Regions from separate parts of the Homo sapiens genome. Here region 2 is linked to region 1. A link is a loop called in an ENCODE intact Hi-C map of the cell type or tissue named here. Cell type or tissue: heart left ventricle. All regions are shown on one strand. Each heading gives the region's core, and the rest is flanking DNA. Links, peaks and the distances in the headings are about the cores only.

Evidence for each region. Hi-C counts contacts between places; a loop is a spot of excess contacts. Peaks named below come from ENCODE experiments on the same cell type or tissue, not always from the same donor. Only the 100,000 strongest peaks of a DNase experiment are listed, where the experiment ranks them.
Region 2: it touches region 1 in a loop (7-fold over the local background); 10 of 110 quality-filtered maps call a loop at or near these places.

Annotation. Positions count from the first base shown.
Region 1 is chr1:10,680,090-10,695,838 of GRCh38, forward strand. It overlaps CASZ1 (castor zinc finger 1), which reads right to left. Exons shown (of 21, transcript NM_001079843.3): 4 at 13,785-13,823. The coding sequence starts at 13,800. Among named protein-coding and RNA genes, the nearest start is that of CASZ1, 110 kb to the right of the region's middle. RefSeq lists enhancers at 1-286, 6,033-6,632, 6,633-7,233 and silencers at 6,243-6,537, 13,950-14,039, 14,340-14,509, 14,620-14,819, 14,830-14,889. In heart left ventricle, for the core only: a CTCF peak has its summit at 6,775 (motif pointing left); no DNase peak of the experiment used is centred there; H3K27ac peaks cover 6,398 bases.
Region 2 is chr1:9,816,097-9,831,845 of GRCh38, forward strand. It overlaps CLSTN1 (calsyntenin 1), which reads right to left and starts at 7,869. Exons shown (of 19, transcript NM_001009566.3): 1 at 7,547-7,869. The coding sequence starts at 7,637. RefSeq lists silencers at 7,591-7,670, 7,681-7,830, 8,001-8,050, 8,071-8,130 and enhancers at 7,743-8,459, 9,520-9,579. In heart left ventricle, for the core only: no CTCF peak of the experiment used is centred there; DNase peaks (open chromatin) are centred at 7,345, 7,895 and 8,461; H3K4me3 peaks cover 2,849 bases; H3K27ac peaks cover 1,248 bases.

The DNA of each region.
Region 1 (15,749 bases), core at 2,801-10,800:
TGGCTTTATGCCGCCTGGCTTCCTTCTCAGGGAACCAATGTGAAGGTGGGGTGTCCTGGGCCTGACCTCTGGGCAAAGGCTGAGTAAGCAGGGAAGGAAGTACCCTAAAGGCCAGGAGAGCCCCTTCCAGGCAGAAGGCCTTACGATGCTGCCGGAGGGCTCCGGCTGGATGGCACGGGGCGGGGCGGCGGGGGATGGTGGAGGGGAGGGGGGTGCGAGGCCGGCTCTGGGGGTGGAGGAAGGAGCTGAACTTGGACCCCCAGGGCCTGTCTTCTGGACACCAGGGACCCACAGGTCTGTCTGCAGGCTCCTCATTAGTCCTGCTCTAAAGGTGAACTCAAATCCTCTCCTCCTGGCTTGGTTGAGTTTCTCAAATATATCCTGAGCAGCTACTGGCACTGCCCCCTCTGCCCTAGGGATCCTGGGAGGATGGCTTTGGGTCTCAGGGGGTGCAGTGTTGCACGCTCCAGCATTACTGTGTCACACTCCAGAGCGCAAAGGGTAGGGCAACTTTGGGCTGGAGGAGGGCGTCCAAGAGGCCACACCCCGGCTGGGCCCTGAGGTCAGCGGGTGGAGAAGGTGAAGGGGCAGGCGGGCAGACGGACTTGCTGCTGAGCCCAGCTGGGCCCTCTCCAGTTCCTCCATGCAGGTCTGAAGCCTCCGTCCCACCCCACTACCAATGAGTCACCAGCAACAGGGACTAGGAAGCGGGAAAGCAGACGCAGCCCCAGTCTTTGGGGACACACACTGACTTCCCGGGTGTTCCCCCTCCCACTGGGGCAGGGCTGGGGCCTCACCCCCATCTTTCTTTCTTTCTTTCTTTTTTTTGGAGACAGGGTCTTACTCTGTCGCCCAGGCTGGAGTGCAGTGGCACAATCTCGGCTCACTGCAACCTCCACCTCCTGGATTCAAGCGATTCTCCTGCCTCAGCCTCCCAAGTCGCTGGGATTACAGGCGCCTGCCACCACACTTGGCTACTTTTTGAATTTTTAGTAGAGACGGGGTTTCGCCATGTTGGCCCGGCTGGTTTCGAACTTCCAGCCTCAAGTGATCTGCCCGCCTTGGCCTCCCAAAGTGCTGGGATTATAGGCAGGAGCCACCGTGCCTGACCTTTTTTTTTTTTTCCTTGAAGTCTTTTATCCATTACCCTCATCCCCATCCTCACCCTGACCTCCACGCCTGGCCCAGGTGGGTCGGGATGGTGGAAGGGTGGACAGAAGAGCATGTACGGGGTCAGTCACTCAGAGATCAAAGGGCACAGCCCAGACCCTACTCCACCTGCCAGCCAGCCCATGTGAGGCAGCGCCCGCCTCTCCCTGCCAGGCCCTCAGCACGCTGCCCCCTCAGCGGCAGAAACTGCTCCTTCACCTCAGAGCCCGGCCACCCCTCCTCCTACACAGCCTTCATGGGTCCCAGCTGACATTTCACTTTCTCTGGGCAGCCTCCCGGGACTGTCCTCTCCCTCTGTCCTCACTGCACCCTGTCCTAGTCTTAGCACTTTCATAGTAACTTGTTTAATTAGACCTCTGCCTCACCAGACTGCAAGATCCCTGGGACGAGACCACTGTTTCAGCGCAGTGTCTGGCCCAACAAATATTGACTGAGTGAATGCAGAAAACCCAGTGCTTCTGGAGCTCGTTAGGGTGGCGCTGGGCCCCAGGGACGTGGCCTGGCTTCTGGACTGACCCCCTCGGGGCTCCAGGAACCTTTCCTGGAGGGGTGGGGTGGGGACTCCCTGGGTGGGACTGAGCTGAAGCCCCTTCTCTTGGGTCTCTGGCCCTCTTGAGCCCCAGGCTCACCTCCAAACGCCCTTCACAGGGCTCTACCCAGAGAACAAAAGAGGCCCCAGTTGTTCGAACATTTCTCGGCGAGAGGAACAACTGTTGCTGGCCAGTCCCTTTCTGAATAAATCCTGCAACTGTTTGCAGTGAAGTGCGACTCTCTCCCTCCACCTCCTGTCCCTGTCCCAAAAGGAGAAAAGGGGATTGAAAAAAAGATGGGGGAAAATCCCATACCAAGCCCCACCATCTCCCTACATCCACTTTCAAGTTTGTCTGAAAATGTTATAAACACAACACACAGGGACAGCCACCTGCTGTCCCAGACAACTGGGACAGCCGCAGCTAAGGGTGAGGCTGTGAGATCAGGACCCAAAAACAGGAGGTGAGACAGTGAAGGCTGGAGGGAAGTGGGGGGTGCCGGGACGGGGAGAAGGGGCAACGGGAAATATCACCGTGAAGTGGGAGAGGCAGAGGGCAGGGTTGTACTCAGCCCTGCAGAGGCAGAGGGAGGAGTGTCTGTGGATCAAGGGCCCCGGAAGACTCCTGGGGGCCCGGCGGAATCCGGGAGGCAGGAGCTTCCAGTGGGGCAGTGGATACCGAGAGGGGAAGTAGAGGAGGGAGAGAAGTTGAGTGGGGAAGAGGGAGCGAGGTCTATTAAAAACCTCTCAGTGCATAACACAAAATGTCAGGGTTTATAGCTTCATTCTTGGCTTTGCCGGGACTGAGAACCCTGAACAGAAATGTCACCGCTTGTCATGTTTAATCACCTGCTGTTTGTTAACACCTTCCCTGCAAGGAGCCTGTCTCAATCTGTCCCTGGGCCCCCCAGGGACCAGGAAATAGAAAACATCTCCATCTCCTTCTCTGGGCTCTTGGCCCTGCCTAGGGGCTCTTCAGCTCCATCTGAAGGCCTCCCGAGGAGCCCCAAAGTGATCCTTCCTATCAGGGAGGCCAGGGAAAGGAACCCCATATGGCCCTTGGAGGCGTGGTGCCATCTGTGGCCCTGCGTGGTGCGCTTGGTGTGGCTGGGCCGGGGCCTGTCATCCCCCTGCTTCTTGTGCCTGGCTCTCCAGGCCTGCCTGTCCATTCTAGCTATTCCACTCGGTCCTCTAACTCTGCGGGTACGCAAAGATAAATAAAGGAGAGCCCGCTCTGATCTCTGCAGTCTGGAAGTCACCAATCTGTCTGCTTAAACAGCAACGGTCACATAACATCTAACAACCAAAGCCACCATCCTTCCAGTTACAATCGGATCACACCATCTGGGGTTCTGGCTTGGCTCTCTGAGCGTGCTTTCCTGGGTTGTTTAGGCTAGGAATTCTCAGCCCTACTGCCCCACGTTCCTTCCTCTGGGTTAGGAGTAGGTGTGGGGGAAGGGCAGCACAAATCTTCCCCACCTCCTAAAGCACAGTGTGGTCTACACTGGGAAAGAAGCTGGTTCACTCTCAGATTACAACCAAGCAAAGACCTGGGCAAACTCAATACAGCCCCCAGCCTAAAACCCCACCTGGGACAGCTGCCTGCAAAGCAGTGAGTTTATCACGTGGAGTTCCCAAGGCAGCCCCATCACCTCTAGTAGCAAAGAAAGCCAGTGGAGACACCCACCGCAGAGCTGAACTGAAAATGGTCTCCCAGTGAACCGGGGGGCAAGGTCCCCATCTTCCCTTCCAGCAAGTCTCTGCTTACACAGAAACATATCCAGCAAACATGCATCGTGAACCTGTCTCCTAGGAGAATGCCCGTTCGGTTAGACATGCTTCCTGAAGGGCTCTGCGTCCAGTCCTTTCACTTCCATTTCACCACAGAGACAAGTCGGAGTGCGTTCCACCCACCTGCAACCCTCCCCTGCGGACAGATGGGAGCACTCGTTTCTGCAAAGATGGGCACTCCGGGATGCCTCTAGAAAAGGAGGCTTTCCCCCAGAAGCTCAAAATGCATCTGCATCAACAACTACATTTTATCTTGCATCCCTGCAGCCCAGGGATGTGTTTGCAGACTACAGGTGGGGTACACATCGGGGCCAGAGATGTTTGGGGACGTGGGCCAGGCAGCACGGTAGATACCTAGGGCTGGAGGCCTGTGTGTCCTCACTCAGTGCTGCCATTTGGAACAGTGCTCAGGGGCGCCCCGCACCAAGTCCTCTGACATTTAGCATTTGGGAACAAACCCAGCAGTATCTCCGGGCCTCCAGCTTCCCCACTTAGGAAATGGGACAGCTCCTTGTCTTCCTCCAAGGGAACTGATGAGGAGAGATGATATGTTAGGTGTGGCTCTCTCGGAAGGAAGGCGCTGATAAACTTACGGTGGTGGGGGAGTGAGGGGCTTGGGGGTGGGGGTTCCCTTGTCCGCATCCTCTCCAGAAGCCCCGTCTGGACTGTGATATGTTTGGGGGGAGAAGGCTCAGTGTTAAAGGGGTGGGATCACAGCTGCAAGCCCTTTTCTAGGCCGGGTCAAGCTTCCAAGCAGTGCTCTGCCATGCCTTGGAGGGGGCGGGGAGCGGGGGACACGAGCATGCCTGCCCCAGCACACGCGCCTAGTGGAACGCAGCGGCCTGGAAGCAAGTTTTGGTAGCGCAAGGGGGTTTAAGTGGAGCCAGCTGCAAGTCCTCCTCCTGAACAGAGACATGGTCCATTCAGGAGGTGCCTGGGCTCTCCAGGACCCTGAGGGTGGGACCATGTCAAGTAGCCCATCCTCCTGCCTCCAAACAGGGCTGACTAAGCCTCCCAGTTTGCCCAGGACTGAGGGGGTTCACACACATGGGTCTTTGCAGTTCTGGGCAAACTGGGGTGGTTGGTCATCCTATCGCGAGACACCACGATGCTGACCACACAGTCTAAGAGCTGGGAACTCGGCCTGGAGTCTAACTCGCATCTGCTCCTGGGGGCCCACACTCTTGGGTGTCAGAAATTCTCTCTTTCCTGGGTGAACTGATGACACAGGGCCTCTCATGCCCGTGGAGGCCAGACCTGAGCCTCTCCCATCTGTAGGTTTTGAAAAGCTGGTTCCCATCACTGAGAGGGACGCTGAGCACACATGGAATGTGTCCTCCCAACTCAGCTGCCCACGGGGGAGCCCAAGAGGAACCCCCAGTGTGGGACCTGGACCAAAGGTCGGGAGCCTCCTGGAATGGAGCTGTCTTGCCTGAAACCCTTGCATTTATCAGATGAGCATGGCCTCCCTGCCAGGCCCCCTGGTATAATCCTTTCATTAATTTACTATTACATTGGAAATTACTCCTTACCCAGGAATATAAGTTTTCATCTTATTTTAAGTTAGATTCTTAAAGCAATTACCAAGGCATCTGGCAATGACTTCACCACTGCGGCCGGGCCCTGCAGGGGAGAAGGGCGGCCCTGAAGCTGCACAGGCCCTAGAGGGGAGTCTGGGGAGAACTGGGAGGGAAGTGGGGGGCACACTGTCATCTCTGATATTTGCCGTTTATGGAAAAACTCCTTTCCAGTGCCACCTGCCCCATGAACCCGCTGGTGACAGTTGCTGAAAAACCTCGGCAGCTGGGGCCTCGGTAGCGTGTTCTATTTTTAATTGTTTGATCAGAATATTCACTCATCTAGGCCCATTCCCAAGACGCATTTCCCAGCCAAAGGGTTCCCCCATTTCTCACACCTTCCTCCCTCTCTCTCTCATCAGAAATCAACTTTGAAATTAATAATCAGAGACACAGACCTGGGTGAGTTTGTCAGGGAGCATGGCACTGGAGAGAAGGGAGGCTCCTCCCCAACCCGGGAGCCCTCAGAGTGGCCTCCGCTGTTTTCTCTCTGAGCCACTGATCCTCAGCCCCCGGGCACGAAGCTGGCCCCGCATGGCCTGCAATTGCCACGCCTGCCTGAGCCCCACCCTTCCTGGCAACAGGAAGACCCCAGCCTCCCCCTGTCCACTCCAGTCAGCCCACTGCCTCTGCTTCTTCAAAAACCTCGAGGGCAGGGCAGAGGGGCTGGGGATACCCAGGAAGCTCCTGGGAAGGACAGGGAGGGGACGCTGGGAGAGAGGCACGTGCCCCTGGACTCAGAGGAGCCGGAAAGAGGCTGACTTTCATTTCAGCTTCCATTTACCAGAGGAAGGGAGCCCACAGGGGCAGCTGCTGGCCTGTCCCCCAGCCAGCAAGTCACACAAACCAGCTCCAGCTGGTGTCACTGGGGCCTGAGGTAGACCATGCTGCTGGGAAGAGGCTACTGGGGCCAACCTGACCCCGTGGCCCCCACCTGACCCCTTCCCAGGAAGGGCCCCCCACCCAGCACGGGGGCCTGTGGGCGCCTGGCCGTCCTCTCCTCTCCTTACATGCCCTTGGCCGAACCACTGTACTCTTCCCTCTCAAGGTCACAGGGCCGTCCACACCAGGAATATTTACTCACTGGACTGGCCCTGTTAGCAGCACTCACCACAAATATGCTTTCTGATAAAGTTGGCAGAAAAAAAATTCTAGAGCTCAAACCAATGTCAGAAATCATCCCCCGCCCCTACCAAGGGAGCACGAGGTGGGGCCTGGAAACAGGTCACACACCAACTATGGGGCAGCCCTGGGGGGGCTTGTATCACGCCCCCTCTCACCTTTCTCCTTCCTGTTTTACCTGGGACAGCCTGTTGCCCAGGGGACCAAGGGCTGGGGACAGTTCTAAGCCGAGGACTGGGTCTTGGGGACACTCGGGCCTCTGGAAGACAAGGCGGGTAGGGTGTCACCTGGGCTTCCCCCCAGGCCGTCTCAGCTCACTGCGCCCCTCCCCGCCACCCTCTCTTGGTGCACAGGGGCTCTGCATGTTTTTATTACCTGTTTGACTCACCGCCTTATTGCTTCTCCCCTTAATGGGGCCGTAACCGTGGAAACGAGGAATAAACGGCCACCAGAAAATGAGATGATTAAACAGGTCACCCTGGCAAACAAACTCAGCCAAGGAACCTCTGGGGGTGGGGACGCTAGGCTGCCCCTCCCCCACCCGTGGCCAGAAGGCCTGGACCAGGTCCTGACCACATTGCCCCACACCTAAAAGGATGGGGGGCAGATGCCGTGGGGCACCCCCTGCCGGGCAGTGGAGAGCCGGGTCATCCTTTTGCGAGGCAGCCCGGCTTCCTGTGGCCTTGGGTTCCCAGGCTGAAGGGGTGACAGACAGGGAGGCACTGGGCTAGAGGGCGGTGAGGATCACAGCTGCAGGGAAGAGGCACTTCCCGGTGACAAAACTTCCAGGAGTCTCTCCCAACAGGCCTCTGGGACGCCTCCTGCTCTCCCGCTGCACTAGGGTCCCCCCATCTAAAGCTCTGCCCGGCTCCTCCAGTCCCCCATTCTCACACAGCGCAGTCCCTCCCAAGGCCCCCTTAGATCACTGAAAGAGCCCCATAAGAAAAGGCCAGGCGACCTTTGGGAACACCTGGTCTCTGGAAACACAACATGTGTCCGTTTCCCAGCTCCTGCCTTCTCCTCCAAAGCCAGGCAGTGCCCCAGCCTCAGCCAGGTGGCATCAAGAGACAGCCCTCTTGGCTTTAGGAAGGGTGTCAGCAGGTGAGTGATTACAGCACCAGCAGGGCCCAGAAGGGCCAGAGGAGACCCCAGAGTCAGGCCTGTGGGACATTCTAAGAGCAGATGCCCCGGCCAGGAGTGGCCCACATACCACGCCCGGGGCAGAGGCCTGAAGCCCTGGCGCCTGGCTGGCCCTCAGTATGGGTGTATCCCTGTCTTTCTGGCCTCACTCCCTGCCCTGGGTTTGTCTAGCTGGAGGGATCCCGGAAGCGGGGAAGAGAATGAGAGAGGGCAGACATGCAGTGGTGAGGTCTGCTCAGGAGGAGAGAGAAAGGGGAGAGGGAGATGGGCAAGGGAGGAAGTGGAGAAGGGCCCAGATCACCCTCTGGCTGCAGCCATCCTGTCCCCACTGGGCAGCAGACTGACGTCCCAGTCCCAGGCCATGGTCATGGTTAGGAGTTACTGTGGGTCCCATTCAACCATCAACACTCCTGTCTTTATCCTTAGGGCTTCCCTGCCCCTTTCACGTCATCCCAAATCCCAGCCTCGCTCCTTCCTGTAAACCAGGCTCTAGAAAGCTCTCAAGGAGCTAAAACCCAGGTCCCAAGGGAATTGGCCAACATTTCCTGCCTTCCTCCTTCTGCCCCCACTAAGAAGCCGGGGAGGCACTTGGGGAAGAGGCACATCAATCAATCAGTTCCACCAGCACTTACAGCAGGAAGGCGTGAGCCCCGGCCCGTACCAGGCCCGGGGAGGAGGTGGCAGTACACCAGCTACCATCTAATGGTCACCATTAGGAGCAGCCGTGGCAGAGGAAAACAAGGGCCCTGGCCTCCTGGGGATCAGGGCACATGAGTCCGAGTGCTGGGTCCTGGCACAGCAACGTCACAGGTCTACCCGGAGCCCCAGAACAGCAGGCTCGCAGCCAGCAGCTTCTCTATCTTTTTCCAGGGCCAACGGGGTGTGAGGCTGGAAAGGTTGCATGGGGCAAGAAAGGTAGCAGGGAGGGCCCGGCTTTAGGGAGCTGGGTGGCCTGGATGAAAAAGACAGAAAAACGTGGTTGCAAAATGGGAAGCAAGAGTTCTGCTCTTGGAGGGAGGGGGAGGACAAGGCGCAGAGAGAAGGGGCTGGCTAGGAGTCTAGAAAGCATGGTGGCGGAGGGAGGTCCCTTAAGGCCACTCTTTCACAAAGCTGCATGGTCCCTGGCTCCTGGCTCCTCGGCCTGGTGGGACAGCAGACCGCTCCTCTCCCTCCACTAGGCAGACGCTGCCAACACAGGGGCCCGGGCAGTCCTCATTTCCGTCCCTCTTGCTGCAGGAGAGCCTCCCATGCCTCCTGGGTTTCAGGCCTCGCCTCCCACATGGGTGTCTTACATCCTGCTGAGTCGAGGGTGTCAGGGTGCTGTTCTGTGGCCAGGCAGCCAGAGGGGTGTGCGCTAGACCACCAAGCTGCTGCCCTGCACAGGTGGTCCCGGCGAGGCTGCCCCTCCTCTTTTGCACACTGGGGCTGCCCGCCCTCCTCCTGCTCCCAGCTTCTCCCTACTCATTGTACCCTGGCCCAGCTACCCCAGAACAGCTGCTGCTTGCCGTGGGGACCCACGGGCGGTAATTACTACAGTGCAACTTCCTTCCCCCTCTGAAGATGAGGAGGAGAAGGAGGAAAAGGAGGAAGAGGTGGGAGCAGCGGCCAGGGTGGTCAGGGTGTAAAAATCAGCTCAGGGAAGGCCGTGTTAGAAGGTGAGCCTTGGGGCCTGGGGGCATGGGGGGTGGGCCAGGTGGAGAAATGGCTGAGCCCTGGAAAAGTGTTGGGCCAGCCGTTCTAGAGGAGGCTGATGGAGGCTGGGGCTGCACCACTGACCTGGCAGGACCCAGGAAGAAGAGGAGTTGGGGCCAAGAGCCTTTCCAAGCCCCACCCAATCCCCTGCTCAGGCAGCGGGCACGGCCTTGAGCCAGGGCAGCCACTTTCACGAGGAGATGCCGCTGCGTGGCTTAGCCCTCCAAAGGTGCCTGCATTTATTTTATTTTTCCATCATAAAAACCCAAGCTGCAGCTCAGCCAGATTCTGGGGCTGTGGGGGCTGGGGGAACACCAGTAGTACCGACAAGGCCAGTAGAGAGGTCTGAGTAACACTCACATTCAGTGCCTTTCTTGGAGAGGAGAGTGAATGGGTTCTCCTCGCTGGTCCCTACCAGGGAAAAAGGGCCAGGGGTGGGGTCTCTCTAGGGAGCCTTTCGGACCTGCCCTTCTGCCTCTGCCTCTTGTTGGGGAGGAAAGGCTATGCTAGGCCTTTTAGCCTCAGTTTCCTCTGACGTCTTGCAACTAGAACCAGGGCTGGTTCAAAGGGTCACTTCACAGCCCAGAGCTGCCTGTCTCCAATGCTCTCCACCAAAGAAAAGGTCCAAATAATGTGCTCCTCACCTCGTCCACTCACCCCCTACTCCCACCCGCCAGGACTGCCCCACTGAACAAAATCAAGTTGGGAGTCAGACAGCTGAAGATCTTAAAGGTCATCTGATGCTCAAGTCCCTCTAAATGTCACTAACCGGTGCACAGCACAAACCTCTGTTTGAATGGTACCAGGAAACTCATGACTTCCGAGATGGCCCATTCTGTCCCGGGCTCTGACAGCTCCTTTCTGCCAAGATGGCCCCAGAGCACCTACCCCCTGCAGCAGACTGGCAAAACCGGTGCCCAACCTGGCTACAGGGGCTGGCCCCAGCTTAGACTGGTTGAGTGGGTGTATCTGGCCAAGTAAAGGCTGGAGGAAGGAAATTGAGAGCAATCTGCTCTGCCCTAAACCCGGCGTGGAATCTCTTCCTCCAGTACAGCACAGGAACCTTCTCAGTCCCCGGTGCCTGGCAGGTCGAAGGTGTAACCAGAGCTAGTGAGGTTCCTAGAAGCCTCCACACTTGGCAAGGCTCTGGCCTTGACCTGGCAGCTCATGGAAGGTCTGATCTGAAGGTGGTTGACACTCAGGGCAGGGGCCTGAGCAGCACACACTGGGGCTGGGTTGGGGATGCCAAGCTCTTTGCTCTCTCAGCTTAGACACCGTCTAGAAGAAGTCTGCGGCCTACCTCAAGACAGTATGCTCTCAAAGCATGGGGCTACTGAGAATCAGGAAAATGAGCCAGCCTGGCCCAGCTTCTGATCCCACGCTTCCTGGCCTCCCCACAGTTGAGGCCTGGGCTGTCTGCGATGGGGGATCTGCTGGCAATGCAAGGGGGTCCTGGCCTGGAGCCCCAGAAGGAGAAAGAAACCGGCCGGGCTTCCTCCCATTGACCCGCCTCGACGACAAGGCTGCAGCCACAGCGACACATGGGCAGCACTGTCCCTCACCGGCACCCCCTGCAGTCCGTGGCCATCCCTTTAAAGTTGCCCTCTTGCCTCTTTGGCCCTTGACCTTGTAGAGCCTATCTTGGCTCCTCCGCGCCTTGGACAGCCCCACCCCTTTGTCTCAAGAAGAGAAGGGGCAACTATCATCAGATCCCCACGAGTCAAGGGCGAACGCCTGCTCAGAGCTCCACCCGTGCTTCACCGCCATTTTCACCCTGGCTTCTAGCTGTGTTCAGGGCCTGGGAATCAGCCTGGTGGGACCTAACCCTGGGAGCTTCCCAACTGCAGGATGGATGTACCTGTGTCTGAAAGCTTCCTCCCATCTCCCCTCCCCCCTTCCCGCTCCCTCCCCCAGGGAAATCACTCTAAAAGGGCCTAATGGAACTATGTCCTCCTCTCTTCCTCTCTCCCCTCCCTCCCTCCCTCCCTCTCTTTCCTTTTTTTTTTATTAGCATTTGTGGAATTTATTCCCAAACTCTCCTAATCTTCCGTACACAACCATTTGATTTGCATAACCCAACCCCCTCTCATAAAAACTGGCTGCTAGTTTAATTAAAAAATGTAAATTTGCTGTCATCTCGGGGCCTGGTGAATTAGGACGACATCGGCATTTTTTATTGCTAAAGACGTCCAGATTGATCCAGCCCTTGGCTGAACTATGGTGGGGGAAAGGGGGTCCACATGGCCCCTGAGGGTCCTGAGGTCCTTCTGTCCCCTCCTGAGAAGGCTTGGCTCTCCCACCACTGACTTCCTCATGGCTGAAGGCCTTCAGGACCTAGATGTGTCCGGGGCCGCGGGGATGTTAACCTACGATCAGGGAGGCATGGTGGGTCCATGATGCCAGCAGCCCTTCGAGGCCTGCGCCCCTGGCCTTGGACTATGTCAGAGAGGCCCTCGGCTGAAGCTGCCCACGCTGCCCCAGAGGAAGGGACCCTCACTTCACCAGCCACGAGCCCCGGCCAGAGACGAGGCCCATGGCCCCAGCTGTATGCCGTGTGCACTATGAAGTTGAGGGAGCTGTTCCCAGCTCCTGAAGATGAGCATGGAGTCAGCCCAGGGACCAGCTCAGAGGGGATCTCAGCGTCCTCATCTGCTTCCCTTTTTTGGTGAAGTGGGGGGAAGACTGCTTTTCTTCTGAAGTTCTGAGATTATAAGTGAAACTTCCAAGTTCAAAGAAGAGACTGAGATGGTATCACCAGATGACTCCTCCAGGAAACAGTCAGAACTCTGCCACCCTGGGCCTCCCCTCTGAGTGGCCAGAGTCCAGGCCTGAGTCCCACTGGGAGTGCTCTACTCCAGCTACAGGAGGAAGCAGCTGACCTCAGGGTCCCTTCTAGCTTCTAGGAAAAGTTTCCAGAGCCTGTCCCTGGAGTGCTGGGAGAAGTCAGTCTCCCTAAGGCCCAGGAGAGAAGCCACAAGAGGCTCTGCCACCTGCCTCCTACCAGGGCTGGGAGGCCCTCGCTCCAGTCAGGACACCCTAGAGAAGGGCTTTGGAGTACTGTCCCCACGACAGACTTGGAGGGACTGGTTGGTGGATGGCAGGAGGATGGACGCTGGCTCCAGCTGGCACCCAGGTTAGGAGGAGGCCGACCAGAGGGCCTGCCTTCCAGCTCTGCAATGCCTGGGTCCTGTGTGCTGGCCCACAAGCAGAGGCTCTCCTGCCCCAGGTAAGGGGTGGTGCATTGCCACCAGGCCCATCTCTGAGGTCTGCTTCTTGGCTGGGATGGGTGGGGGCCCCATTTCCGAAGAAAGGGGGTGGGGCCTGAGAGGGAGGTGATGAGACACCGACTGGAGGTGGGGGCAGGCAGGTTCTCTGTGGGAGTGGAGGGCAGGGAGGGGCAGGGTGGCAGCCTTGGCCTTAGACACCTTTACCACTTTGCCCAGCAGGGGGTGTCACACCCTTCCCGGGCGCAGAGGTCCCCAGGCCCTCCACGTCAGACCAGCCAAGATCACACCTGGTGTCACACAGTCCTCAAACTCTGCAAATGACACCTCCCCCCAACAAACACAGGCCCTTCTTCACCGGCCACCGTGCCACCCATCCTCATCCCCTCAGGGCTGCCTCCGGTCTCTCTGCCCACTGACCTTTAGAAGGTCAGATATCAGCTCATGGGTCCCAAGGGCCGATGCTGTGAACTTGGGCCTATTATAAACAACAACGCTAACAGCCACCAGTATCACCTATCCCATCAATGAACCAGGAGAGTTCAGAGATCAGTCTCAATGAATGATCGGGCTGCTTGTTTCTTTTAAAACATTTAAGAAGACAGCTGCTTTTGTCAACCTAGCACGTGAGGGTCCTGGTCAAAATTTGGTTTCAATAGCCAGGGCCCATGGGAAGCCCGCAAGAGCTGAAGGCAAAAACACTGGAAAGAATTAGATTAAACCCAAGAAAACACCAAAATATCAGGATAAACTGCCCCAGGTGAGCACCAGGCCTCCTGGAGCCCCCGGCCTTGTCCCACAGGAGGCCCCCAAACCCAGATGCCTACGTTGAGTAGTCTGTCTGGTCCATCACCACCCCTAGGGTGGGGGCTAAAGAGGCAGGTGGGAGACAGTCCGGGGCCCCTCACTTTGAACTGATAACAGCCACCTCATCCCACAGATTCTCAGGTGAAAAATACTCATTAGCCATAATAAGCAGCTTGATCATCCGACACAGCCTTGTCCCAAATAAATTAAATTCCTTTACCTTGAGACAGTCGCCCCGAAACCAGACTAACCACCTTTCCCAACAGGACGCTGCTTTCAAAAACTAAACCACCCCCCACTAAAAAAATAAAAACACACACCCCAGAGCCAGACACACAAAGATCTTTGCAGAGAACAAAAAAAAAAAAAAAAAAAAAAAAAAGGCACACACACAGAAAAAAAACACGAAGCCATACAAAAAACACGGAGAACAAAAACCCCACAAAAACCCCCTAAATCCTCTCTCTGGGTGCCCCCCAGCTCCTGCTCCTCTCGGTTCTTTCATAATGACAAGCATCACATTAGTCACAGCCTCTAAGCAAGTGGCAAATAACAACAACAACAGCCTCAGAAGTCGCCGATCCCGAGGCCGGGACGCCGGGAGGCAGCCGCCCGACCCTCCCGGCCCCCACCCGGCCCCGCCGCCACCTCATTGGGCTAAAAATAAGAACTTCCGTAAAAGAAGCGAAAGAAAAGTGAAAGAGCCGCCCCTGCGTTCCCACCGGCCGGTACCTGTTCCAAGATCCATTCTCTTCTCCTTGGTCCCAAACTCTTCGCAGAACGCCACCAGGGGAAGACCGGGAGAGAAGAAACACGGGGTTAGCGTCTCGCGGGACCCCGGCCGCCCGCCCTGCTTGTCCCCCGCCCCGCAGGAGCGGCCCGTCCCGGGCGGGCGCCGAGGCCGCGGCGGAGAAACTTTCTCCTCCGCGCCGCCCGCTTCTCACGCTCGGCCCCGCACGCGCCCGCGGGTCCGCGCCGCCTGAGTTTCTCCAACTAAGGCAGCAACTCTCGGCCGGCGCGGCCCCGGCTTGGGGGCCCTGGCCGGGGGATCCGCGAGGCCCAGGGGCGCCCCCGTCCCGCCGACCGCGCCCCGCGCCCGGGTCGCCGCCCGAGACCGCGGCCCCCGGGCCTCCCCCGCCCGCGCCCGGTACTCACCATAGTCGGAGAGTCGAAAGCCGAATTCACTTAAATAATCAACTTTCATAATACTTAATTAATGCCTAATTGCAACTGATTACTCCCCGAATAACAAGTTGTTTTAAAGCCCTGATGTCATTGCTCCTGCCGGTAACACTCAGGGTAACAGTTTGGCAGGAGGGAGCGGGCGGGCGGGCGCGGCCGGGGGCGCTGCCAGGCGCCGCGGTGATTGGCAGGGCGGCCGCGGCGCCGCCTCCTCGGCCCGGCCCGCGCCGGCCCCGGCAGGTGAAAGAGCAGAGCGCGGCCCCGCCGCCGCCGCCGCCGCCGCCGCCGCCGCCGCCGCCCGGTGCGCCCGCCCGCCGCCCGCCGCCCGGTGCCGGAGTGAATGGGCTCGCGCTCGCTCGCGCCCCCGCCGCGCGCCCCCGCCGCGCGCGCCCGCGCCGCACTGGCAGGGCGGCCGGCTCCATTGGCTCTGCGATTCCCCAAACCTCTGGCTCCGGGAGGAGGAGGCGGGGACTTGCGCTCAGGGCTGGCGGGAGGGGACCCGGCGCGGGGCGGGGAACGCGGCCCGAGTAAGGCGCCCGCGGGCACGCGCCCACTCTTGCCGGCCGCCGGCGGCCGCGCGCGCGCTCGCATGCTGCCAGCGGCCGCTCGGGCCCCGCGAGCGCGACCGACGGCCGCCGCGCGCGCCTGCCCCACGACCCGCGCGGCCGCGCTAACTTTTCCGCGAGGGCGGGCGCAGGTGTGAGGCGCCGCGGGGCCGCGCCCGCCAGGCCGCGCGCTTCCCTGCTCCCCTGCCCGCTGCCTGCGGGCTCGGGGCTCCTGGGGTAGCACAGGGATTTCGTGTTCCCCTCACAGCACTGGCGGCTTCTGGAGCTGGAGGAACAGGAGCGCGGGGCGAGGCGGGGCAGGGCGCAGTCAGGCCCGCGCGCCCCCGCACCCCGCGCGTCCCCGGCCCTGGGCCCCAGGAGCGCCGGCCTGGGACACGCAGTGGGGTTTCCTCGGCGTTGCTTTGGTTTTGCCCTTAAAACGGGTCCAAGTGTCCTCCCAGAGCCTCCCCGGTCTTCCGGTCTTTCTGCCCACTCCTCCCTCAAAGTTGGGCCATCCGCCCCGCAGCCAGACGAATGGAGATCGGCGCCCCACTTTCCCCACAGCCCCCGACCCATGATCCCGGCCATCACTTGCGCTTCCTCCCTGCCTTGCCCCTCTGGCCGCTGCCCTAGGAAGGGCGCTCAGTAGAGCACAGGCACCCTCAACCAGGGAGTCTGAGGCCCATCCCGGCTCCTCCTCCCCTCCCCGCCACCCCCCCCCCCCCCGCCCCACGCCGTCTCCAGGCCTGTCCCCTTCAACGTGGAACCTCATTTCCTGCCAGCCCATGGCCAGCCAGGCGCTTTGTGCTGCCCGTGCTCCTCTTTCTTTTCTGCCAGAGAAGGCAGTTTGAGGGTTCTCCCCTCCATGAACCGTGCACCATGGGACATCCCCAGATGTCCCTGCTGCAGCCATATATTTTGAGAGTCCTTATATGTTGGTGACTTAAGTGACGCATCCGGCCCAGAGGGC
Region 2 (15,749 bases), core at 3,530-11,529, 860 kb before region 1:
GAAATAACCCAAATGTCCATCAGTGAATAAATGGATAAACAGAATGTGTTATATCCCTACAAGGATATATTATTTACCTATGAAAAGAAACGAAGTCCTGATACATGCTACAACATGGATGAACCTTGAAGACATCATATTAAGCAAAAGAAGCTAGTCACAAAAGGCCACGTATGATTCCATTGATGTGAAATGTCCAAAATAAGCAAATCCATAGACAGAAAATAGACTAGGGGTTGCCAAGGGAGGAGGAGAGGAGGAGGGAGATGGAGAATGATTGCTAACAGATATGGGATTTCTTTTGGGAGTGATGAAAGTGTTCTGAAATTAGATAGTGGTGATGGTTGTGCAACTTTGTAAATATACTAAAATCACTGAATTGTATGCCTTAAAAGGTTGAATTTTATGGTATGTGAACTATACCTCAATAAAGCTGCTTTAAAAAAAAAAAAAAAAAGGAGTGGATGCAGAAAAAGGTGGGTTTTTTTGTTTGTTTGTTTGAGACAAAGTCTTGCTCTGTCACCCAGGCTGGAGTGCAGTGGCATGACAAAAGTGGTCTTTTTTTTTGAGATGGAGTTTTGCTCTTGTTGCCCAGGCTGGAGTGCAATGGTGTGATCTCGACTCACTGCAACCTCCGCCCCCTGGGTTCAAGCAATTCTCCTGCCTCAGCCTCCCAAGTAGCTGGGATTACAGGCATGTGCCACCACGCCCAGCTAATTTTGTATTTTTTAGTAGAGATGGGGTTTCTCCACATTGGTCAGGCTGGTCTCTTTCTCCCAACCTCAGATGATCCGCCCACCTCGGCCTCCCGAAGTGCTAGGATTACAGACGTGAGCCACCGCACCCAGCCGGTGGTCCTCCTTTGTCCTACACAATGACTCAGAGAAAGTACAGATCAAGGTAGGCTTGAAAAGTAGCAGACTCAACAGAAGTTCTTGTCATGGGAGAATCAGACAGAACGAAACAGATGGCTGAAAGATGATTCTTCGGCCAGGTGCGGTAGCTCATACCTATAATCTCGGCTCTTTGAGAGGATGAGGTGGGAGGACTGATTGAGTCCAGGAGTTCGAGACCAGCCTGAGCAACACAGTGAGACGCCACTTCTATTAATTCTTTTTAAGATAATGATTCATGTCTGACCAAAGAAGTAAAAAAGAAAAAACATGACTCTTCTTTTGATATGCTATCACATACTTCTTATTGGGGTTCCGGAATGGGAAGGAAGCTTTCAGATTTTTTTCTTTTTTTGAGACGGAGTTTTGCTCTTGTTGCCCAGGCTGGAGTGCAATGGCACCATCTCGGCTCACCGCAACCTCCACCTCCTGGGTTCAAGCAATTCTCCTGCCTCAGCCTCCCGAGTAGCTGGGATTACAGGCATGCGCCACCACACCCGGCTAATTTTATATTTTTTAGTAGAGATGGGGTTTCTCCATGTTGGTCAGGCTGGTCCCGAACTCCTGACCTAAGGTGATCCGCCTGCCTCGGCCTCCCAAAGTGCTGGGATTACAGTTGTGAGCCACTGCACCCAGCCAACTTTCAGATGTTTTATAGGCATTTAAGCTGCTTTAAACTCTGCTACTTTGAAGTACGTGAATCTCTGCCAAGAATCTTTAAAAATAAAAACTTTAGTAACAGATCTTGTGAAAATTTTTAATCTAATAATAATATCCTAAAGCTAAATCAAAAAATGAGCAAAAATATACCTAAAACATAGGAGAGAAAGAACCTATCAAATCAGGGACAACTGAAAGCAGCATTCTAGTTCCCGGGTGGTGGCAGCTCTTAGGGAAAAGACGGGTATTGTATGTCAGGCTGACACAGTGGGGAGGCTGTCGCCATTTAAGGGTTCCTATATATGGCCTTTGCATAGCCTCAAAATGTCACTTTTGAGGGTCTGTTAGTTTGGCTTTTTTTTTTTTTTTTTTTTAGAGACAGAGTCTTGCTCTGTCGCTCAGGCTGGAATGCAAGTGGTGTGACCTTGGCTCACTGCAGCCTCAACCTGCCAGGCTCAATCAGTTCTCCAGCCTCAGCCTCCTGAGTAGCTGGGACTACAGGCATATGCCACCATGCCCAGCTAATTGTTTTGTATTTTTAGTAGAGATGGGGTTTCACCATGTTGCACAGGCTGGTCTCGAACTCCTGGACTCAAGCAGTTCACCCATCTTGGCCTCCCAAAGCACTGGGATTACAGGTGTCAGCTACCATGCCTGGCCGTTTGGGTTTTTTTTTGTTTTTGTTTTTGTTTTTTCCTGAGACTGAGTCTCACTCTGTCGCCAGGCTGGAGTGCGGCGGTGTGATCTCGGCTCACTACAACCTCCGCCTCCCGAGTTCAAGCAATTCTCTTGCCTCAGCCTCCCAAGTAGCTGGGACTACAGATGCATGCCACCATGCCCAGCTAATTTTTGTATTTTTAGTAGAGACAGGGTTTCATCATGTTGGCCAGGATGGTCTCCATCTCTTGACCTCATGATCCACCCACCTTGGCCTCCCAAAGTGCTGGGATTACAGGCATGAGCCACCGCGCCAGGCCTTGGTTGTTTTTTAATGCACGAACATGACATTGCATAAATAATTTCCACCAATCTTGAATCTGTAGTCCTGAAACACTACTAAAATCCGTATTTTGTAGCAAATCAACATTTTAAATTTCACTTATAAAGACATATTTCTTCAAGCAACTCTTTTTTTTTTTTTTTTTTTTTTTTTTTGAGACGGAGTCTCACTCTGTCGCCCAGGCTGGAGTGCAGTGGCGCGATCTCGGCTCACTGCAAGCTCCACCTCCCGGGTTCACGCCATTCTCCTGCCTCAGCCTCCCGAATAGCTGGGACTACAGGCACCTGCCACCACGCCTGGCTAATTTTTTGTATTTTTTTTTAGTAGAGACAGATGGGGTTTCACCGTGTTAGCCAGGATGGTCTTGATCTCCTGACCTCGTGATCCACCCACATTGGCCTCCCAAAATGCTGGGATTACAGGTGTGAGCCACCGCACCCGGCCCCTTCAAGCAAGTCTTCACACCAAATTAAGACCCACTAAAAAAACAAGTTTTAATGATCTAAGCCCTCAACCAGAATACATAAGAAATAGACTCTTGGCGGTTTTTTAGGATAATCAGATCTCTATTTTGTTTCAACTCTTATAAATGAAAACTACCCAAAAAAATTAAAAAACATACTTTCCTGTCTCAGAAAGCAATAATAAAAATAACTCAGTACTTTTTTTCCTTTGTTCTAAAATTTTAACCTATCTCAGCTTCCTCATTTTAAACATTTAGACTTGGTTTAATAAGCTTCACTAAGTCCTGCAGCTAGTGTTACGAAATTACAGCATTTTCTATTTTCAATGTAATATTTTATATCCCACAAAAATTTCATTTTTTGGTCATATTCTTCATAACTAAAACTGAAATATTATTTGCGTTTTTGGCTTGAATATCAAATACTGGCACAGATAATGTATGTTATGACCTCCTAAACCTTCCTTTTGAAAAATAATTCCTATAAAACTGCTTGGTTTCATGCTTTTTCTCCCAAAAGAAATATCCAGCCAAAGGACGAATTCCAGCTAACTGAAGGTTCCAGTTAACCGAGTGAATGCTCTAAAATTGGAATATATTCAAAATTGTTCGTATTTTATTATTTCTTCAGCAGTTATAGGTCTCCTTTGAGAAATAAATGTTATTTACTTTCAGTATTAAAAATGTTAGACTATGGGTAATACTGAGGTCTATATTCGAACGACTTTTTTCCACATCGTTACTTCTGAAAAAACGAGGTAACAAATTAAGAAACCATCTTCCCAAAAAAGCTGAAAATTATAGTATTTTTAAAGGGACTAACAGGGGTAGCCACAGAGCTACAGCCTTCAAAGGCTGAGACAGAGTTTCATGATCTAATATCCCCAATACTGCAACCAACAGAATTGATCCTTGAACTTTTTTTTTTTTTTTGGTATTTTTGTAGTGACAAGGTTTCACCATGTTGCCCAGGCTAGTCTCAAACTCCTGGGCTCAAACAATCTGCCTGCCTAGTTCTCCCAAAGTGCTGGAATTACAGGGGTGAGCCACCGAGGCTGGCCCCATGATCCTTGAAAATTTACCCACTAATGAATTCCCATATCGACACTGCAGAATTTAAGTTTGGGCCGGGTGCAGTGGCTCACACCTGTAATCTCAGCACTGTGGGAGGCAGAGGCAGGCGGATCACTTGAGGTCAGAAGTTCAGACCAGCCTGGCCAACATGGTGAAACCCTGTCTCTACTAAAAATACAAAAATGAGCCCAGTGTGATGGCATATGCCTGTAGTCCCAGCTACTGGTGAGGCTGAGGCAGAAGAATCTCTTGAACCCGGGAGGCGGAGGTTGCAGTGAGACAAGATCGCGCCATTGCACTCCAGCCTGGGTGACAGAATGAGACTCTGTCACAAAAACAAAAACAAACAAAAAAAAAACTTAAGTTTGCTTTACACTATGTAATTTTTTTCAGTATATAGCATTTATCTGTAAAGTGAAAATTAGGATGCAAAGCTACTACGCTGTCTAAACTGAAATGCTGTTATCCATCCACCCATTCATTCATTCAATCACACAATACTGGCATGCCTCTGGTGTGCTGGTGACGGGAAACATATGCAAAGCAGATACCCTTCCATCTTGGGGCATATGTTCTACTGAGGGGAAACAGACGATAAACAATTCAATAAGTAAACAACAAGGCATGTTAGAATGGGCTAAGTGCTATGCAAAAAGAAAAAGTGTTGCAGGGAAACAGGATTTAGGGGTTCAGGAAGAGAAATTATTTCAAATAGGATGGTGAGGGGAGGTCTCACTAAGCCTATGTGCAAATGGAAAAGTAACAGTGAATTTTATGTATTAAGTGGCTTCGAAATGCATTACATGGTTGCATTTTTTAAATATTCATATAAGCTTTCTATTTTCTCTGCTTCACTGTTCTATTTCCCGATCTCCATGAAGAAGGCAGGTAGCTGAAGGACATGACCGTCCAGGGCATGCCAAAGATATTTCTTCTAATATTTTGGCTTACTGAATTTGTTTTTAAGATGGAGTCTTGCTTTGTCACCCAGGCTGGAGTGCAGTGGCGCAATCTCGGCTCACTGCAACCTCCGCCTCCTGGGTTCAAGCAATTCTCCTGCCTCAGCCTCCCAAGTAGCTGGAGTTACAGGCGTCCACCAGTACACCCAGCTAATTTTTATATAGTTAGCAGAGATGGGGTTTCACCATGTTGGCCAGGCTGGTCTCGAACTCCTGACCTCAGGTGATCCGCTGGCCTCGGCCTCCCAAAGTGCTGGGATTACAGGCGCAAGCCACTGCACCCAGCTCTACTCAATGTTTTTTGAGAACTACAGCTATAATTAAAATAAAATTTGAGGGTCTCTACAAAACTAAGAGTCAAGATGCAATTTATATTAGAAAATCTATCATTTTCTGCAGCAGTCTGTACGTAATCTAACATTAACAATGATTAAAGGTAGCTACAGCATGAACAGGAGTTCATGTCGTACTGCCTTACAGCCGTAAAAAATTCAATTAGTTGAAATGATCTCTTAAAACGAGCCCACAGAGTGTCTCCAAACTGTAAATTTACATATGAAATTCACTTGTAATATTTCAAAATGAAATTGTTTATTAGCATTTCGTGTAATTCCAAGACATTTTCTAACTTGCAACCTGAAAAAAATGCATACGAATAACTGATGTGTAAAATGTCTTTATTCCGAAGACTAAGAATCTTGAACTACTGTAACTGCACCAAGAAAAACTTAGAGAAAGCAAATTACAAATGACTCAACTAGCCAACACACCTTTCACACAAGATTTCTGTCGGTCTCAGGTAATGAAGATATTCAAAGTTGAAATGTATGCTGTTTAAGTAACCAAGGCAATTAAATAATGACTAACAAATGTAGGTGCTATTTAAGAAAGCACCAATTTTAACAAGAAATGGTATCACTGACTAAATATACTTAAACTGTTCCCAAAATACCCAATCCAAGCACATATTTTTAAAATGTGTGGGTTTTCCCCAAGAGAAGCAAAACTTTTGACATTTCTCTTGGATATATTAGAGTTTCAGACCTCCAACCCACATCTGGAAAGAACATTTCAAACTTAGCTTGATGTTACTTTTAAAAATCAAATGGCCAGCAATGAGATACTTAGTGACTAAGATCTGAATTTGACAGAGTCAACAGAATGTTAGAAATGAAATAAAAGAAGTATTCAAAGTTTATCATCCTCGATGTTTAGAAAGGAACATGGAACAAAAGATGCATTTGCCGCCTCTGCCCTTTAATTCGTGAACACCATACTTCTCTCCTTATGTCACGCCAGGGAAGGGAAAATAAGAATTTTTAAAAAGCTTGCTAAATTCAAATATGACCATTTCATCTAGATTTCTATCAATCCTCCTCCCCAAAATTTCTTTTGATTAAAAAAAAATCAGAACAACAGATTTAAGCCTACAGTAGATTCTACAGACTACACCTAGATTACTCTGCTCTAAGGCCAAGGAAAATGTTTACGATTTCAAGATCCACTCAGAAGCAAATACTGTATCTGCAATGCGTAAGCTTTTCGTTGGCAAGACCAGTCAATAGCAGAGGCATGCAAGGTTTAAAAGGTTAAGTGGATGAAGGTTAAAAGCTAATAATAAATTAGCCAAGAAATACTACTTCCCACCGAGCCATAAAATAATTTCGGTCCTACAATCCTAAAAAACCAGAGAGGTTTCTCGTTTTTGTAGAGAACATCTAACCCTCCACGGTCTAAATGACCGTCAGAAAAACAGCACCAAGGCACCAGGGGTAGCAGAGACGGAGATTTCTAACACTGGGTGAGCCCGCGGTCGCAAATCTCATCGCGATTTCACCTTTGGGTGAAAAGGTGGGAGGGAAGCACTAAGTTTCAGCCTCGGCTCCACTGGAAACAGACAACGTCTGAAGGACTCTGGGAGGAGGCGGAAAGGGGCGAAGTCGTGGTGTCCGCGGTGCAGCAACACAGAATCGGGATCTTGGAAACGGGATGCGGAGGAGTGGGCTCTTATGTAAGCACACACCAAAACTGTGCGTGCACCCCCCGCCTGATGCACATCTGAGCACACGTACACAGAGCATCTCACCCAGGGGTGCAGCCCCAGCCTGCGTGCGCCGCTGAGCAGGGCGGACTGACCCTTCGGCCCGTCTGCACGTTCCCCCAAATCAGCGCAGCCACCACCATGGGCTGCAGTGGGGGCAGCCCAGGCTCAGGAGCCCCGCCCGGGACGGAGCCTGGCTTCCCCGGGACGCCTGCAGCGCGCGCCCACAGTCTCCTGCGCCCTGGCCCCGGCTCCGCGAGCCCGACCCCCAACCCGAACCCCACGCCCTGACCCGGCTCCCTGCGCTCGGACCCGACTCCCCGCATCCCGGCTCGAATCCCGGCATCCGGCCCTACTCCCGCACCCGGACCCGAATCCCCGCACCGGGACCCGAATCCTGCACCCGGACCCGAATCCCGCACCGACCCAGCGGCCCGGCCCAGCCCCGGGGCTTACCTCGCGCGGCCCAGACCCCGCCGCCGCACAGCAGCCCGGCCAGCAGCAGCCGGGCGGCCGGGGCCAGCGCGGGAGCGGGGCGGCGCAGCATCGCCAGCCCGGGGCGGGAGCGGCAGGGAGGCGCGCGGGACGCCGAGCGGAGCTCTCGGAGCTCTCGGGGCTCTAGGGGCCTGGGGCTAGCTGCTCCGCGGCGCGGGGAGCTCCGGGGGTCCAAGGAGGAGCCGCCGCCGCCGCCGCCGTGACGCTGGGCCGCGCGCTCAGGACGCGGCGCCCTCCCCGCCTCAGAGCAGCGTCTTGCTGAAGGCAGCGGCAGCAACTAAGATGGCGGCGGCGCTCTCTCTCGGGTCCGGCGAGGGTACCCGGCCGGGGGCGGGGTGGCGGCGGGAGGGGCGGGGATGGGGAGCGACGCGAGGCGCGCGCGCGGCGGACCCTGGGAGCGCGCGGGCCCGGGAGGGGCGGGGGAGAGGAGCGGAGGGAGCGCGCGCGGCGGACCCGGCAGCGGGCGCGCGCCTCCGAGCCCGTCGGCCCCGCCTGGAGCGCGCGCCCGCGGGGACGCGCCTGGGGTGGGTTCCGAGCGGCCGGGAGGGGCCCGGGGGACTGTATCCCTTTCCCTGGCCGCAGATGGAGAGCCTCAACTCCGCGTCCCTACGCGCGCTCCCGGGCTCCTAAGGCCGGGTGAGCGGTACCCGGGGACCCGCTCCTCCTTCTCCACCCCGAGGACTCATCCTTCCCACCCGCTCCGCCGAGGAGCGCAGACCCCGGCGGAGCAGTGCGGCCCAGGACCCTTGTCACTTCGGGCAGGTCGCGTCGCCCCCCAGAACCTCGGGGTCCTCGTCTCCCCAGTAGAGGTGTTGAGAGGGGTCACGAAAGGGGGTCCAGGAGACGAGGTCAGCGAAACGCGCCTGGTAAACAGTTAAGGGCCGCGCAGCACTACCCACACCGGCTCCCGCCCCGGGACCTGCCCCCGGGGAGTCTGTCCTGAATTCACTGAAGGAATCTATTTGTGACTTTCAAAAGGCGGCTGGTGTGCGCGCTCTTTCTCAGTGACATGGTGCGATGCTGGTTCTTAGAAATGCGGAGGTCCGAATGGATAGAGAGGACAGAGAAGCCCTCCCCCTCTACCGTGGATCCCTACAGGGATCTTGGGGTCCTCCCAATTTCCCAGCGTCCAGCGGCCCCCTCCTCCTCGCCTCTGGACCCCTGGCACCCCCCCGCAGTGGAGGAAAGGCCTGGAACAGCCGTGGATGGGCGTGTGTGCAGGCACTGTACCCTATGAGACACTACTGGCTCCATTTTGCAGATAAGGAAACTAAGTCAGAAAGGTGAAATGACTTCCCCCGTTGGGACAACTATTGTAAAAAGAATCAGCCCTCAAGGACAGGATGTTCGCATTAGGGGGACACCAACAGCAAAAAGTGGAACCCTAAAATGTTCATTTTTCGAGACCGCTGGAGGAGCTATCCATGAATGTCACTGCTCCAGGTGGGGGTGGAGGAGGCTGGCAGCACTGGAGGCTGGGTGGAGACTGGTTTGTGGGGCGCAGAGGACTTATTTAGGAGACTAGTGGGCAAAGAGCCCAAAAACGTAGACTGAGGTCAGATTGGGGGAATGGACTTGATCCTACAGTCAACAGGAAGACCTGGAACGGCTGGGAACAGCGGTGTGATGTGACCTGGGGAAGGCTTCAAAAGCAATCTGGAATCCAACTCCCTGAGCCGTGTTCCCCGTAAGCGTCCTGCACCAAAGCCTACAGATTCCATCTTGTTAATGTCTCTCCTTCCTTCCCCTGCTCCCCCTCCCCTGCGTGGAGGAAGACCGGACTCTCCTTGGCTGGACCCTTCCCAAAGCACCTGCCTGGCCCGGGCAGGCTCCAAGCCACACCCACCACTCCTTCCAGCCAAGGCTTTGAGTCATCCTCTCCCCTGGTGACGGGTGTTGCCATTGCTTCTGCCCCTCCTGGAGTTATAAACTCAGTGAGTGCCTCCCTGCTGCCACCTCGTCAGGTCCAGACATCTCTGCTGGGCTTCCCATCCTCCACCCAGCTGACCTCAGGGCATGCTGTCTGCCACTGTCTCTTCTTATTCATTCCCCTCCCAGGGCCAACATCACACTTCCTCCTCCACCCATACCCAAGCCTCAGGTCCTTACAAGGAGCTTCTGGGCTGTCTCCTTCAGGAAGTCCTCCTGCCAGCCCTCCCTCTCCAGCCCCGAGCTGCTCTAACCAAACAGTTCAGCTTTATAATCTGCTGCCTGTGCTGTCGACTGACTAATCCATCAGTGTCCTTTTCTCCTCCCCACTGTATTCTAGTGGGAAGGACCCAGATGGTCTAGTCAGACGGGACTGGACTTCAGTGCTGGCCTCTGCAAATGCAAACGACCTTGGCCAGGTTATGGAACTTTCAGAATCTCCTCACCTGCGAAATGGAACAATATGTACTTCTTAGAGTTGTGAGAATTAAATGAAATGATGCCACATAGATCTAGAAATACCAGGCTTTATGTGGCAAATAAATGAAAGTGCCACATAGAGCCTGGTGTTTCTAGATACATGAGTTTCTTTTTCCCTTCAAGAAGAAGGCTTCTGTGCTTCTAGTATACCAGCGATCAGAGTAGGTACTCAATAAATAGTGATGAACTCAATGAATTGCTGAGTTAGGTTTTATTATTATGGAGCTCACATCTCAGAGGGTGAAAAAAGATGTACCCTGTAGATTTCCAGGGACCTTCGAGATTTGCAAAACATAAAATCGGAAAGGTATAATCTCAGAACTATGTTTTCAGTCCATAGACTGATGATGCCAAAAGGGGAAATTTAATGTGTTCAGTTCTATTAAAAACACAAACAAAAGCTCTTCAGTGTCTGGAATCCTGATCCCTTTATCTTCTCACCCTTACTGTCCCTTAAAGAAACAGAGATAGGTCAAAAAGATCCAGCGTCAGGTGGGGCAGATAGACGGCTTGGTGAGCTCAGTGCAACCTGCACCTGCTGGGATTTCACCCACATGAGAGTGAGTCCAGCTTGAAAGTCTCGGAAACGGGGGAACCAGTAAACTCAGTTTCTGCTCTGCCTGACAATAGCCTCAGCCACATTGGCACATTTCAAAGGTTTCCCCCATGATGGATTAGTTAATCCTCCAAATGGCCCTGAGACAGGGATCGATTCAGGCTTATGCTATGGTTAGCTGGGAGAGGGGCCTTGCCTGAGCTGAGCCAGCCACTGACAAAGTGGCAGCATCAGAGGCCCTGGAGCCATGGGGAATGAGGCATCACCCAGGCCCATCCTGAACTGGGAACATAGACTTGAGGATAAGGAGGTGACTTTGTTAGCTAGTGGAGGAAGATCTGTACTTTTGAATGTATAGTGACTCTATCTGAGACAGTAGATGAAGCGCACACAAGAAAATTTTCCAAGATGCTGCACCTTCTGAGATGACTGTTGCTGATACCATATCACAATAACATATCATCTGTAACTCCAGCAACACTCTCCAGAAGGTATTTTTGGCCAGGCACAGTGGCTCATGCCTGTAATCCCAGCACTTTGGGAGGCTGAAGCGGGCAGACCACTTGAGGCCAGGAGTTTGAGACCAGCCTGGCCATCGTGGCAAAACTTTGTCTCTACTAAAAATACAAACATCAGCCAAGCACGGTGGCAGGTGCCTGTAATCCCAGCTACTTGGGAGGCTGAGGCAGGAGAATCACTTGAACCTGGGAGGCAGAAGTTGCAGTGAGCCAAGATGGCGCCACTGCACTGAAGCTTGGGTTAACAGAGCAAGACTCCAACTCAAAAAAAAAAAAAAAAAAAGGTACTTTTATTGTTCCTATTTTACAGATGAGGAAAATACCAAATTTGCTCCAGAGTACATTGCTAGAAAGTTGGATCCCTGAGATTCAATTTCATGTCCATCTGAACCCAAAACGGTGACTTAGCCTCAGTGTGAAATTACCCCACAGATACCAAAATAACCCCTGCACAGGATTCCACAGCTTGGAGTCAGCCTGCTCCCCAACAGTGAGAAGGTGGGGCTTCGAGCAAGCCCTGGCTTTGCCACCTCCGACTGTTGAGGCCGATCTCAAGCCTGGACTTCCTCACCGGGGACATGAGTTCCCCGGCCCGGAGTTGCGGTGAGGATGAAATGAGATCACATGCAGGAAAGCTCTTAGGCAGCAATGCGGAGCCGCGGAGCCATTCTCAGGCGGGCGTGTTACTACTGTTTTGCACAGTGTGGGCTTGGCGGGTGTTTGTGGAGCGGAGCCGGAGGCAGGTAAGCAGTTATTATAGCCGCTTTCCTAATAATGTGCTCGGGAACAAACCCACTTGAAAGCGGCAGCAGGAGAAGGTTATGAGAATCTTGATGAAAGCAGCTGATTAGAAACTCCTGGAAGTTCTTTACTGAAAGAACCGCAGCACCCAGAACCACCACCAGGGTCCCCCTCAGAACCCCAGAAATTACAAGGTGTGGCCTCATCTCTGTGTTCTCGTGTGCCGGCCAGGTCATTTCGTTGCTGTTAAAAGGGATAATTAACGAGAAGGAAAATGATGCTGTGCTTAGGAGCAAGGACTCTGGTTGGACAGAATGGTGCAAATCCATTTCTGTCCACTTCCTTCCTTTTGGTAAAATTTCAATTTAATTTTGCTTTATAGTATATTAAATATTTGGCTGGGTGCGGTGGCTCACGCCTGTAATCCCAGCACTTTGGGAGGCCAAGGCGGGCAGATCATTTGAGGTCTGGAGTTTGAGACCAGCCTGGCCAATACTGCAAAACCCAGTCTCTACTAAAAATACAAAAAAAAAAAAAAAAAAGGCCAAAGTGGGCAGATCACCAGAGGTCAGGAGTGTGAGACCAGCGTGGCCAACTTGGCAAAACTCCAAGTTTAGTCTCTACTAAAAATACAAAAATTAACTGGATGTGGTGGCGGGCACCTGTAGTCCCAGCTACTACTCGGGAGGCTGAGGCAGGAGACTCACTTGAACCCAGGGAGGCAGAGGTTGCAGTGAGCCAAGATCGCACCACTGCACTCCATCCTGGGCAACAGAGCGAGACTCCATCTCAAAAAAAAAAAAAAAAAATTAGCCCAGCAGGTGCCTGTAATCCGAGCTACTCGGGAGCTGAGGCAGGAGGATCGCTTGAACCCAGGAGGCAGAGGTTACGGTGAGCCAACTGCACTCCAGCCTGGGTGACAGAGTGAGACTCTGTCTAAAAAAAAAAAAAAATTTTTTTTAAAATAGGGGCCGGGTGTGGTGGCTCACGCCTGTAATCCCAGCACTTTGGGATGCCAAGGTGGGTGGATCACAAGGTCAGGAGATCGAGACCATCCTGGCTAACACGGTGAAACCCCATCTCTACTAAAAATACAAAAAATTAGCCGGGTGTGGTGGCGGGCGCCTGTAGTCCCAGCTACTTGGGAGGCTGAGGCAGGAGAATGTCGTGAACCTGGGAGGCAGAGCTTGCAGTGAGCCAAGATCGCACCACTGCACTCCAGCCTGGGCAACAGAGCAAGACTCTGTCTCAAAAAATAAAATTATATATATATATTTCCATGGCTCCAAAGTCATATCTAGAAAGCAGGGTGTTCAGAGAAGTCTAGATCTATTCCTGTTTCCTCCTCCCTATATCCTCCTTCCTTTATAGGTTACCATTTCTTCTATTTTTAGTTTATATTTCCATTGTGTTTCTTTTTTTTAAGTACAAGCAAATAGTTGTATATATGTCTTTCCCTTTTCTTAGCTAAAAGGCAGCAAATCATACCTGCTACTCTGTATCTTGCCTTTTTTACTTCATAAAACATCCTGGAGATCATACCATTGCAGTATGTAGTACAAACAGTCTTTTTTTAAAAAAAAAAAAAAAAAAAAAACAGGGTCTTGTTCTGTCACCCAGGCTGGAGTACAGTGGTGATCATTGATCATAGCTCACTGCAGCCTCAAACTCCTGGACTCAAGCGATCCTCCTGCCTCAGCCTCCTGACTCACTGGGACTTCAGGTGTGCAACCCCCACACCCGGCTCAGCATTTGTTTTCCTAGCTTCGTAGTGCTGTCCCGCGTGGACTTAGCAGAGTTTATTTAATCAGTGCCCCTTATTGAGGAATATTTTTCCCCTGTTGATGGGTCGTTTCCAATTTTTTGTTTTTATGGAATGCTGCAGTGAAGCCTTTTTTTTTTTTTTTTTTTTTTTGAGACGCAGTCTCGCTCTGTTGGCCATGCTGGAGTGCAGCGGCGTGATCTTGGCTCACTGCAACCTCTGCCTCCCGGGTTCAAGTGAGCGATTCTCTTGCCTCAGCCTCCCGAGTAGCTGGGACTACAGGCACGCGCCACCACACCCAGCTAATTTTTGTATTTTTAGTAGAGACGGGGTTTCACCATGTTGGCCAGGTTGATCTCAAACTCTTGACTTCGTGATCCGCCCGCCTCAGCCTCCCAAAGTGCTGGGATCACAGGTGTGAGCCACCGCGCCCGGCCTGCAGTGAAGCCTTTTTGTACCTTTTGCCATTTTTGCCTCTTTCTACCTGTGTGACCTTGGGTAAGGCCCTTCACCTCTCCAATCTCAGCATCTCCATCTGTAAAACAGAGACAAGCCCTCCCCACTGGGTGGTTGTGAGGAACAGATGAGGTGATGTGCAAAAAGCAGAGCACAGGGCCCATTCCTAGAAGCAGGTGTTAACCAGCACCTGCTGTTACTAGCACCCATTATTGTTCATGGCTAGGAGCCTTAAGCTACTGTGGCAGTGGCAGCAACCCTAACTTAAGAAGGGGCACTTCAGGCAGGGTGTGGTGGCTCATACCTGTAATCCCAGCACTTTGGGAGGCCGAGGTGGGTGGATCACAAGGTCAGGAGATCGAGACCATCCTGCCCAACATAGTGAAACCCCGTCTCTACTAAAAATAAAAAAATTAGCTGGGCGTGGTGGTGCATGCCTGTAATCCCAACTACTCGGAGTCTGAGGCAGGAAAATCGCTCCATCTTTTTTTTTTTTTAAGATGCAGTTTTGCCCAGGCTGGAGTGCAGTGGCATGATCTTGGCTCACTGCAACCTCCACCTCCCGGATTCAAGCGATTCTCCTGCCTCAGCCTCCCAAGTAGCTGGGATTACAGGCATGCACCACCATGCCCAGCTAATTCTTGTATTTTTAGTAGATTTGGGGTTTCTCCATGTTGGTCAGGCTGGTCTTGAACTCCCAACCTCAGGGGATCCGCCCACCTCGGCCTCCCAAAGTGCTGGGATTACAGGCGTGAGCTACCGTACCCAGCCTGTTTCAGACTCTTTCTAATGCTCTCTATGGCTCTCCATTTGCAAAGGAAGAACTAAGGGCATTCCCAAGCATGAAGCATCAGCTATTGCTGGCTGGTGAATTTCCAGAGAAAGAAAACCTCACCTTCCCCAGAGGCCAGGCAGCTCATGTCTGCACCCCGAAAGGTGGGATGAGGATTGGGGTTTTGTGCTCATGCTGCCTCCCACTGCAAAACCAAAGGCAACACACAGCATGTTCCCCTTCCCTCTGTGGATGGGCAGCTGGGGGAGGTCCCTTGTGTGTGTGTGTGGTGGTGGGGAGGCGGCGGCTATTTTATTCTGCAGCACGAATTATACACCCCAACGCAATATACAGCACACACAACATGTAGGCAAACGTGATCCCTAGCCTCTGGGGATACACAAGCCAAACACGACATGCCTATCCACACATAGCACCCCAGTGCCAAGAGAATGGGCTGGGTTTGCAGGGAGGAGCAAGAGAGGAGGGAAAGCCTGAGGCAGAAGGGTCACGGCTTCCCCTACACTGCAGAGGAAATGGCACAGAGAAAACAGCACCAAGCTTAGAGTCAGGAGACCTGGGTTCTATCCATAGCTCTATCATAATATGTTGGAACTGGGGGAGGCTGTTGGGTAAGGTGGTTAAAAAACAAAAAAAAAGGAGGAATGTCTTATATGGCCTTGATTCAAATAGACTTCGGTTCCAGTTACTAGCAGAAAAGACCAGACAACCTGATCACTCTGAGCTTCAGTTTCCTCACCTGTAAAATGGGCAAAATAATAATACCTCCTTGGGCCAGGCGTGGTGGCTCATGCCTGTAATGCCAGCACTTTGGGAGGTTGAGGCAGGTGGATCACCTGAGATCAGGAGTTCGAGACCAGCCTGGCCAACATGGTGAAACCCTGTCTCTACTAAAAATACAAAAATTAGCTGGGCGTGGTGGCGGGCGC